Regions from separate parts of the Homo sapiens genome. Here region 2 is linked to region 1. Evidence: chromatin contacts called from ENCODE Hi-C data. All regions are on one chromosome and are shown on one strand. The core of a region is the stretch at or near the end of the contact, and the rest is flanking DNA. Distances in the headings are between cores, read along the strand shown.

The links. Hi-C counts contacts between places; a loop is a spot of excess contacts on that map. Pooled maps may share reads with other maps.
Region 2: a map of CD8-positive, alpha-beta T cell shows a loop between it and region 1 (5-fold over the local background). The contact joins two enhancer-like sites. A Hi-C loop is called at or near these places in 4 of 168 maps with a recorded cell type or tissue (CD4-positive, alpha-beta T cell, CD8-positive, alpha-beta T cell and naive thymus-derived CD4-positive, alpha-beta T cell), 1 of 37 single-sample maps with no recorded cell type and 8 of 50 pooled maps.

The regions. Positions count from the first base shown.
Region 1 is chr9:27,330,414-27,336,084 of GRCh38, forward strand. It overlaps MOB3B (MOB kinase activator 3B), which reads right to left. Exons shown (of 4, transcript NM_024761.5): 4 at 1-203. The coding sequence ends at 174. Among named protein-coding and RNA genes, the nearest start is that of EQTN, 36 kb to the left of the region's middle. Within about 2 kb of position 2,943, at least 3 of the 41 ENCODE cell types and tissues checked have a DNase peak (open chromatin) inside an H3K27ac peak, as active enhancers do.
Region 2 is chr9:27,597,073-27,602,743 of GRCh38, forward strand. No RefSeq gene overlaps it. Among named protein-coding and RNA genes, the nearest start is that of C9orf72, 26 kb to the left of the region's middle. Within about 2 kb of position 3,354, at least 5 of the 41 ENCODE cell types and tissues checked have a DNase peak (open chromatin) inside an H3K27ac peak, as active enhancers do.

The DNA.
Region 1 (5,671 bases), core at 1,693-4,192:
GGTTAAGAGCACACAAAGTGAGTGGGGAATGTCTCTCAGGAGTCACTGCTTGCCTCCACCTCTGCTGTTCCTGGGAGTAGGTGTGTCATTTCAGCCAGGGTGGTCCACCTCCTGCCCGCTCAGGGCACCAGGAGGAAACAGCTTTCCTTTCTTCCAAAGGGTGAGGTGGAGCATTAGTGACACATCCTGCTCGTCATTTCTTTCTGGAAAGCAAGGGGAAAAGGATGGTTAGGAGAAACTATAAGCAGAGCAACGATTTGGTGAAGGATCCTGAAAATGCTCTTGGAATCTCGAGAGCCTGTAAATGAAAGCTTGCAAGCATGGTCCATGAATAAGGCTTAGCATGAGGGTATGTTCCATCTGTTTGTTCTGCAGAATTTTTTTTTTCCATTAAGGCACTGTTTAAAAATTTGACTCATGTATCAAAATTCAGGTTGCTTGCTTGCTTTTTCTGAGAAATTGCAAGATTTGGAGCTTCTGAACAACTGGAGTTGAAGAATGGCTGTCCTCTTCAGCAGAAGAATTTGCTCTCCAGTTTGCCCCAGTCCTTGCCACTCCCACCTGACTTCCCAGCAGGAGCCATGTAGCACTTATGAACTGATACAGTAATTGGATTTGGACTGCTAGTTTTCTTCGAGTAGGGAAAGATTTAAGTTTCAATCAAAGATGGAAAAATAAAGGATAAGTGGGTATAAGTCAAGAAAAGCAGGAAGGAGGACATTTTTAAAAATAGAAATGAATAATACACCAAAGTGTCTGACATGCGTCACCTGCCTGGCTCTTGTGGGTATTTATAGATCCCGAATAGCCATCCTTTCTCTACCCCTGGGGCTCCGCACAGGTTGAGTCCCATGCCTATGGTCCGCTGCTACCACATCCTGCGCCTGCCCCTCTTCATTTGTCAAATTGCCACTCATTTTTCCACCTCAGGTAAGGTGACTTTTACCTGCTGGGAGACCTTCCCGCACTCCTGCCCCACTCGCTGTGGAGGTAGCCACTCTCTCCTCCTGTGCACACATTGATTCTTACATGCAGTGTATGAATTTGTACATCTCTGTGTGTGTGTGTGTGTACTGGGGCTCTGGACATGTCTGTTGGCCCTGCTAGACTGGGCGCTACTAAGTGCCAGGAAAAAGAAGCACTCATTGAATCGCCCCATGTGCTTTCATCTTTGTAGCCCCTGCCCCTGGCACTGTGCCAGGGTAGTGGCTCCTCTTTCATCTCCAAGGATGGTCTGAGGAGCAGGCTAGTAATGAGCCCTGTGCCATTTAGCATCTTGAGAAGACAAGTTTCATGTCACTTTAGTTAGATGAACGATCTTCCAAGTTCTACCTGCTGCAGAGCTGACTGCAGCTACTACATCTCTTGCATACTGACCTGGACTGCCACACCTTATATAATAGGAAACATCGAGAAAAAGGAGACTGAGTGTGGGAGTGCCAAGGTGTTCAGAGAAGCGTTCTATTCGAAAACCATACAGATGTGCTGGTTAAAGAAATAACAATAGACAAGGCAGAATCTAGGCACTTTTGCATCTCTATAATTATTAATACAGGAAGTTACAAATCTATGTGTATATCTAATTTTTTCAATTTTTAATTTTTTCGACAGGATCTTGCTGTTGCCCAGGCTGGAGTGCAGTGGCAACAGCTCACTGCAGCCTCAACCACTCGGGCTCAAGCTATCCACCCACCTCAGACTCCTGAGTAGCTGGGACTATAGGCACACAACACCACACCTGGCTAGTTTTTAAGTTTGTTGTATAGACAGGATTTCACCATGTTGCCCTGGTTGGTCTCAGACTCCTGAGCTCAAGCATTACCCATCTTGGCCTCCCAAAGTGCTGGGATTACAGGTGTGAACCACTGCACCCAGCTTTTGGCTTAACTCTTGATGACACAGACAAGGAAAACAAGATGGGAATACAACAAGAGCATGTGTGTGTGTGTTTGAGAGAGACAGAAAGAGAAGTAGGGAGAGAGAAAGTGTGTTCATGGGATAAACAGAATTTTAGCTTTATAACTTAATTATTTGCAATAGGTCTGTACTTTTGAAAAGAAAGAAGCTAGCTATAGTTAAATATCTATAAGATGCCAGGTGCTTTGGGGTGGTTATACCATTGCATCTGTATAACTCTAAGACAGGGAACTATGACCTCCAATGGACAGAGGAAGAATCCCAGTTTCAGAGCAGAAGCTATTTGCTCAAGGTAAATGGGTAAGGTACAGAATGCTCAACAGTAACCGCTGCTTTTATTAAACAGAGGCCTGCTGTTTGCCAGTCCCAGTGTCTACTGCTATACAGATATTATACTTTGTGAAGTAAGATTTGCCATCTCTACTGTATTGATGAGGAAAAACCCTCAGGGAAGGAGAGTACCTTACCAGGTCACATAGAAAGCTGCAGGTCTACGGTTTAAACTCAGGTCTATCTGACCGCAAAGGCTTGCTCTTTCTACTACACCATGTGATTGTAGGTTAAAGCCTCTAAGATAGTCTTATGAATATGCAATCGGATAATACTGGCATATATTAATTGACATATATAATTATAGGTGGTTGCAGTCATTCATGAATTTTCAAAATGCCAGATTTTTTTCTTTATCCAGACTGATGCCAGTTTGAATTATAGGTACAATGGGCAAATACTAGAACAATTATGCCACTGAGAGAGTATGGACACTAGAAATATGGCAGAGTTTTTTTTTAAGTAGCAGAGTAACAGTTTCAGAGAGGACAGGGTACTTATTCAAGGTCACTGAGATGCAGGATAAAAACTGTTTCCTGGGATGCCTCTTAAATTCATAAAGGGAATGTATGGTTGAAATAGCAGATCAGAAACATCAGGAAAGACATTTGAGTTGGATCCATCCTTCAAAGCTCTGCAAGACTCTGCAAGCTGTATTCTAGCACTTGCCCACTGGGTGGAGCCAATGAGCTGTTAAAAAAAAAAACTCGTTTAAATAAACAAATGGCAATGCTAGGTTCCATCGCTTTCTTCATCAGAGCCCTCCCGCAGGCTAGCAGGGCCAAACACATTCCTTCCTCTCTGAGAGTGTGGCCAAAATAGCTTCTACCCAGGGTGCTCTTTACAATGAATTTGCCATTGCTGGAGTTACTGAATGCCCTGTGTATTAAGGCAGGCCACTAAAGAACTCCAAAACGTGTATTAAAAGGCTTCCGCTGAGGTGATGAGAAGCTTCTGAGAAAGTTCCTGGTGACTGTGCTTGGCTTGTATATGAAGATTTTCAAAAACACCTGAATTTTTCAAAATGTGTTTTTAACAGAAGATCAAAGTAGAATCTTGGTTGTGGTCACTCGGTTTCATTTGTTTTAAAATAAAGCAGTAATTGATTCTATGAAGTCCCTGGTTCTCCACTGTCAACAAAACAAATTCCATCCTCTGAAGCCTGTCAAAGAAAGAGGACCCATCGCCCCCTGCTCACCTCCTGCTGAATTCCCTCCCACTCACCACACCAGCCAGGCAAACTAGACTTCTCCAGGTCTCCAACTGGCCAGTTTCTAGTGGTTTCTTTCTTATATCTGGTAAATATTTTCTGCCCTTCTCTGCCTGGCAAATTTTGACATCCTTTAAGATGCAATTGTCAGCTCCTTTCTTGGGTATCTCCATCACTTTGCACACATTTGCATTCTATCACATTGGAATTCATCATTTCATTTTTGCCTGAATCTGAGAAGAACATTAATATTTTTTAGTATATTAATGTATGATGCATATTTTATTCAAATTGTATAACAGGATGTATGGTTTGATCCAGTTATTTTGAGAAAAAATATAAAGAAAAATATGGGTCCAACATGATAAATTTATCTTTGGGTGAATACAATTGTGTATGTTTTCTGTTTCTAATTTTTTTGTCCTTTGCGGAGTCTGAAGTTTTAGATATTTTTGATATGCATGAATTTTTTTCTAAGAAAACAAGACCGGTTATTTAAAAAACAAAAAGGAAAGTAGACAGAGACTCCAATCTGAAATCATATTTCACTTTAGAAATGAAGTTAAAATGACATTTGCCTAGTTTTTGTGGGGACGGTGGGGGTGGATGAAATCAGCCTGTCTTTTACATAAGATACTCAATTTTTTCTGTTCTGATCTAAACACTTTTTAAATTTAAATCTTCTTTATGTACTTGTTAGCAGTTGGAAGAAGTTCTTGATAGCCATTGAACAAACTTCCGTGAACTCTAAGTGTCAAATCTTAGTCTAACCTCAGTGTACCCATTTTTATAACTGGTAGTCAGTGGAGGATAGGGAATAATGATCCAGAGAAGTAAAATGACTTATTCCAAGTCACACAAATACTCTCTGACTTAGGCAAGACTACAAAGAAATCAACGCTCTCAGTTTACTGCACTACATCATCACACATTTTAGTAATCTAATATTCTTTTTTTTCTTTTTCTTTTTGAGATGGAGTCTCGCTTTGTTCCCCCAGGCTGGAGCGCAGTGGCGCGATCTCGGCTCACTGCAAGCTCCACCTCCTGGGGTCACGCCATTCTCCAGCCTCAGCCTCCTGAGTAGCTGGGACTACAGATGCCCGCCACCACGCCCGGCTAATTTTTTGTATTTTTAGTAGTTAGCCAGGATGGTCTCGATCTCCTGACCTCGTGATCCGCCTGCCTTGGCCTCCCAAATTGCTGGGATTATAGGCATGAGCCACTGCGCCTGGCCCAAGAAGCTAATTTTCATATGGAACATATGAAGAAGAACACTTGATGTTTACTAGGGGACAGTCATCATGCTTGCACAGCAATTTTAATAAGTTAACTCTAGGAATTATGAAACAAGCGCCAAAAAGCAGTGACATCATCACAGAGTCATAGGCTGCTGTTATAGCTGGGAGGAAACATGGGTGTCACCTACTCCAACACTTTAATTTCGGAGATGTGGCAACTCAGACCATCGGAAAGTAAGTGACTTCCCTAATGCGGCAAAACTAATTAGTGGCAGAACTGGACTGCTGGCCTGTGGGCTCTCTGACTTCACATTGATTCGAAAGAGGCAATTTGTGTACACAGGATTTCTTAGAGCTGGCTTGATGTGCTGCAGGTAAAATCTTTATCATCTCATGATGCTCCTAAACTCCATTAATGGCTTTCAGTAGTTTTCAAACCAAGTCTCCACTGTAACATACGATGCTGTTCCTGATCTAGACTCTTCTCAGGCACTCAACCTCATCCCCCATCGGTGGCCGACGCTCCTTCTCTCCCATGGAACACACAACGATTTCCATACACATGCTCCTCTCTTCCCAGAACACCCTTCTCCCATCGCCAACACCCTTTAACGCTCTTGACCAGTTGTCATCTCCTTAGGGACACATTCTTCTACCCTCCCACCCTGTCCCCAAGGAATCCTAGGTGCTCCTCTTCCAGATTCCCTCAGTGCCCATGACACCTTTCACACTGTTGTGCGACCGTTTATCACATTCCTGGTTTCAGCACCAGGCTGCTCTTGAAGAGAGAAAACCTATCTGGTATTTGTGTAGACCCTGGTGCTCAAGACCTGGCACATACTAGGTGCTTAAAACATATTAAATTAAACTGAAATCCAATGAAAAGGAACACTTATTAGGTCTACAGACCCAAGTAAAATGAGAGGTGGAAGGAAACACGCATTTCATACCTACGATGGGGAAGGCACTTAGACTT
Region 2 (5,671 bases), core at 2,104-4,603, 270 kb after region 1:
CATCATGTTGGAAATTCCTTACTGAAGCAAGTCATTCACAGTTGTGTCTTCCAAACAGTGCAATTTCATTTGTGTGTTAGGACAGCAACTCTACTAGAAACTACTTCACATCAATAGAAACATCATTACAAAACAAGATCAATATTTCTGATTTTCATGCTTAGTGTTATTTTTTGAGAATGACCAGAAATTTTCATTTATATAGAGATATACTCTATTCTGATAATCAGAAAGAACAGATAATGACTTTGGAGAACATCAAGATTAAGGTTCCTAAGGTAAACATTTACTCCCTGGTCAATATAATATTAAAACCACTAGTACGTTTTACCTGAAAGAAAAATGAATCCATTTTTTTGGTCAACGAGTAATATAGGAAGTCCTATATCTGTTGCATTTATTTTTAAACTTCTTTTTAAGTATAAGAATACAGTACATATATGGAAAAGTATGCAGTTCATAGGTGCACAGCCTAGTCAATTATCACAAAGTAAACACATCTGTTTAATCACCATCCAGGTCAAGGAAAATACCATTGCCCACCTCACTGTCTTCAGGAAAGACCCCTGAGCCCCTTCTCTATCACTACCTTGTCCTTCTCACCAAAAGTAGCCGCTATCTTGATTGCTAAAAGGATTAATTTTGCCTGCTTTAGAATTTTATACTACATATATTCTTTAAGCTTTTAAAAGTCAAAATATCTGGAAACCACTCCTTTCATGATATTTCATCTCAGAGGTAGAATAATTATTTCTTTGTAGGTAACTCTCTGTCGGAAAGATGAATAGCTTACTCCATAAATCATTAGCATAAAAACTTATTTATAATTTACATGAGAAGTCAGTATGAAGAGTAACATTATGACCTTGTGGTCAACACAATCACACAAATGGAATTATTAAAAATAAAGATAAATGAACCATGGAATTTTCAATTCGTAATTTACCTGGTTCTCTCTGTTCCTGTCCTTCTCTCTTGATAGTAAGGTGACTTTAGCCTTTGGGACACAGTAACATTCTCTTGATTATTAAAAGTTTTTTTCTCTCTACCTGCTTGGTCTCTTGTTCATATGCAATTTTTCTCAACAAAAAGTGTTATTGTTTAGTAGTTAAAAAAAGAAATGACTTCAAAGTCAACAATATGTAGAAAGGCTTATATTTGGTGGCATATTTCAAAAATTATGAGTGACCTCAATTCTTATTAACACATGTAAGCATTATATTTACTCAATTCCAAGGAGAAATCAGGCGTAAGATGCAATGACAAAAGAAAAGGAAAGGCTGCATTGTATATAAAATCAGGTGTAGGTACAATCGAGTTTCACAAATGTTGAAATGTGAAGGGAAAAGTGCATCTTAGGATTTAGGAATAGTGCCATTTGCTGATGATATCAGCAGCGATATGGTCCAGAGGTGGCTTGATGTTATTATAATTTCCTCTAAAAATACAAAAAATAAAAATAAAAAGTTCAGGAAGTCATTTAGAAATTTACATTGATGTCCCTCAGCTGTCCCTAGAAGTAGGAACGAGTTACCCTTTAGACATAATGGGGACATTTGTGCGTGCTGTCATTTTAGGAGTTCTACAAAGCCCCACTTTCCCTCAAATGTTTATTGTCTACCATTCCTTTCTACTATCTTAAAAATCCCATCAAAACAAAACAAATAAAAGATAACTATGTGAGATGATGAATATGTTAATTTGCTTCACTACAGTTACCTTTTCACTATCTATATCCATCTTATAACATCACGTTGTATACCTTAAAAATACGCAGTAAAATTTATTTTTTAAAAAAGAATCCCATCTTTTTTTTTTTTTTTTTTTTTTTTTTTTGGATGGGGTCTCACTTTGTCACCCAGGCTGGAGTGCAGTGGAGCGATCTCCGCTCACTGCAAACTCCACCTCCTGGGTTCAAGCGAAGAATCCCATCTTTTGAATTAGTCCTTTGAACACTATTTGTACAAGATGTCTGGAAAAGGCAACTGGCTCCTGAATTTCTCCTCTAGCTTTCTCTTACTTCATTTGCATGGCTTAATTGTATATGTTAGCTAATTGTCATTATTAAAAGCACAGATCCTGACCTTAAGGGAATGAAGTGCTGGACAGATACCTCTTAATTTCCGCAACTGCAATCTCAGTTTACTGAGAATGGAAAACTCCCTCCAAGGCCTGAGAATTCTTGGTTAACACGGAGGGCATTTCCCAAGAGTGTAGAAGAGGAAGCCCAACAGGCTGAGTAAGCTATTTCTTCACCTTGTATATTTAAGTTAGAGTACTACCTCTTTTGTGTGAACTTTAGGGAGTGGTCAGTAAATGCCACTTATTTCAAATTGTTTCACTTTGGCTTGCTGGAAAGTAGATGTATTTTAGAGCAAGGTCATTTGGTATATTTGTAAAAATATACCAGACTTTCTTGATTATTTTCTTTAAATTAAGCTTACTTTTTGAAATATTATTTATTTTAAAGTAAGATTTTATATAAGTTCTCTAAATAGAATACCACTATCACTTCCCATAAATAGAAGATAAACCCATTTCCCGTTTTGGGAAATCGCTTAGAAGAATGAATTTGGAATTTGGAATCAGAAGACCGGAGTAGTCATCTCAGCTCTGCTACTTCTGTGTTTTCTGGTTCTGGGAAAATCACTTGACTTCTCTGAGTCCCAGTCTCTTCATAAAAAAAAAAAAAAAAAAAAAAAAGGGACGGGATAACAATGTCTTCTTTCTTTCTCAAAATGACATTAACTAAATCAAGCTGCAAAGGGAAATATGTGGTTCTTTTTATTTGTAAGCTTAAAGTCCAAGCAGTTATGACAAATGGGTTTCACCTGAAGTGCAAATGCCCATTTATTCCTAGTGGTTCCTGGACCCCTTTATTGAGAAGGGTTGTGATGACCTGCCCCAAGCAAGGGGGGAAGAAGGCTGCTACTGCATAGTTCACGCTACTTAACTCCTGCCTCCTCTTTACCGAGCCCTCTTAGCTCACCAGAATCTGCATCTCAGAAGCCACCTCCCATTCAGCATGAACTTCCTTTTTATAAGAGCCCCCAAAAGTCACCTCAGGTAAATCACACTCATGAAATCTCTTTTCAGCCTAAAACTGTCTCCTAAAATGAAGCCCTCCCAGGCCCTTCTAATTCTGTCACCACTTTCTCACTCCTCCAAAATAAACTGCTTTTCAGTCCAAGGAATTCTTTAGAGAGAGAAGAAGAAACAAGGATCTGCCCGTGTAATTCTGTTGTTCTATCACTTTCTTTGCTTCATTATGTGTCACAGAGGTTTAGCAAGTACTCTCCAGAGGAGGCTGGGGTGGAGGAAAAATGTGTGAGGCCTGTGGCCTAGTTACTGTTGAAGTCTTCCTAGCAGCTTGCTTAATGCTAATTTCCTAGGCTTTGCAAATAGATCCTGCAGTGGAAACTGCTACCAATAGTGACGTAGTTGAAAAACCATGGGCCATAAAAAACTATTTATGACACTTCCCCCTTTTTCCAGCTCACACTCTGGAATGAACCAGTAAACAAATAATTAACACACAAGCAAAATTATTCTTCTAGGGCTTAAGGCTCTGTCCTAGTAGGAAAAGAATACTGTAGAAGGAAACTTGACAGAGAATACTTCGGAGAACTTAAGTGATGTTTTGATGCCCACAGATTCTGAAAGCTGACATCAACATTTCTAATATTTGTCCATTACTGTTTAATATGATAGGTTAAGTGTTGCTTCAGGGAGCTTGGAATTGTTCACTTCCAAGAAGTGAGGAGGATGCTTATTATTGCTCTTATGACTTCTCTTTAGAATTTGCATTGCTTTTACCATCCACAAACTGCTCCTTGGTAATTTTTATTACTAACAAACCCATAACCTGATTGGTTTCTCTTGAAATAGAGGGTATTGTGAAGTCACTCAGGATACAGATATAGTGCTGATGGGATCAATTAAAATGAATTGTAGTCCAGGAAAAGGTGCTTTGTGAAGCACTACGAGTGACAAAGATGAGTTTAGAAATAATCACTTACTTTATGACCACATTTCATAGTCTTGCTCACCCAGATATTTGTGACAATCATATTCTGGACCTACATAAAGGGTGAGCTACAGGAAGACAAACTTGCAAACATTACGATTTGAAAATAATTGATGTTTACTAACAAGCACATCATCATTTCAAAGCACTTTCAAGAAAAAGCATCCTCTTTCCTAGACAACTAAAGAGGGCTGTTAATTCAGATGGAATCATCTGAAAGCTTTTTCTTATCACCAACTTACTTATTTTCTTTTAATCCCCTCCCCAATATAAATCATAGCACCTCTGGGTGATAGTATTTGAAAATGACAAAAAGAACCCAGATGTTGACTAAAGGCCAAGGTTAATTGGATATGTGTGAGACTGTGCTGTAACTTCTTATTGAATTGGGTGGCTGAGCTGTATAGTTCTTGTGGCATTATTTCAGGATCTGAATTTAGTGATTACATAAGAAACTTCTAATGCGCTAAAGCGTTTAATAACCCATGTCTAAACTTCCCTTCCATAACTTCAGTTTTCGTCCAGAATCTCCGTTACTCAGATCTTTTCAACGGCTTCTTTTCTGGCTGCTGAGGAACCCAGAAACTTCTGACTGGCTTTGAAGGGTTACTTCCCTTGCATTTTTTCTCTCCTTTCTTATCCTTCTTTCTCAGGCTGCTCGCTGTAATATCCCTCAAACTGGATCTTCTCCTCCCTCTGTTCCTTCTCCCCTCACCTTCATTTTATCAACCAATTCCCTATGTTTGACTTTTCTTTTTCTCTCTCTGCCTCTCCAAGTCATCAAGACCCATTCAAGGTCCATTTCTTCCAGGGATCCGGATTAGTCCATTCTCTACCAAGCTTTCCTTCCTCTAAAATACCATTTTTAAAGCCATGTTATCCAGTAGAAATAAAATGCAAACCACACAAGTAAGTTTGTTATACTGTAGAAACAGATCAAATGAATTTTGACAATATAGTTTATTTAATCTATCATTTCTACCTGTAATAAACTTAAGATTATTAATGAGATATTTCCATTTTTTTTGAAGTCTTAGAAATCTGGATTATATTTTATACTTAAAGCACATGTCAGTTTGGACAAGCCACATTGCAAGTGTCCAGTGTGGCTAGAGCTTACTACATTGAACGGTCCGGGTTCAGAGCCTGTGCCACATTCTCTAGCTCTCAATCATGTACTTCCTTATTTCATAGCTTTCTACCAGACCAAATTGCAAACAACTCCGTAGAGTTGGCGGCTCCATTTTACACTTCCTCTGTCTTCACATTTTATTCCTGTGTGTGTAGTAAGCTATTAGTAATTGCCTATTGATGGATTGGTAATATTAATTTTATCTGTGACCTCTTAAACACAGCATACTTACTCCTACTACAGTTTCCTCAGGCTTGAAATTTCCCTCCTCTTCCCCATATTTATATTATGATTCAATAACCAAATCACCTCTGTTTTGTTAGATCTGAATCTCTGTGGGTATGTTGGATGAGATTATAAGAAATAGATGTGCATTATTTGCAGTTCTATTGCACTAGAGAGCAGCATTTTCACAGAATACTCATCGTTCAGACAATTCAGGCAAAATAGGATTTATAGCTGAAATCAATGGGATAATTGCCTCCATTGTTCTTTTTTGCTTTCCTAACAGA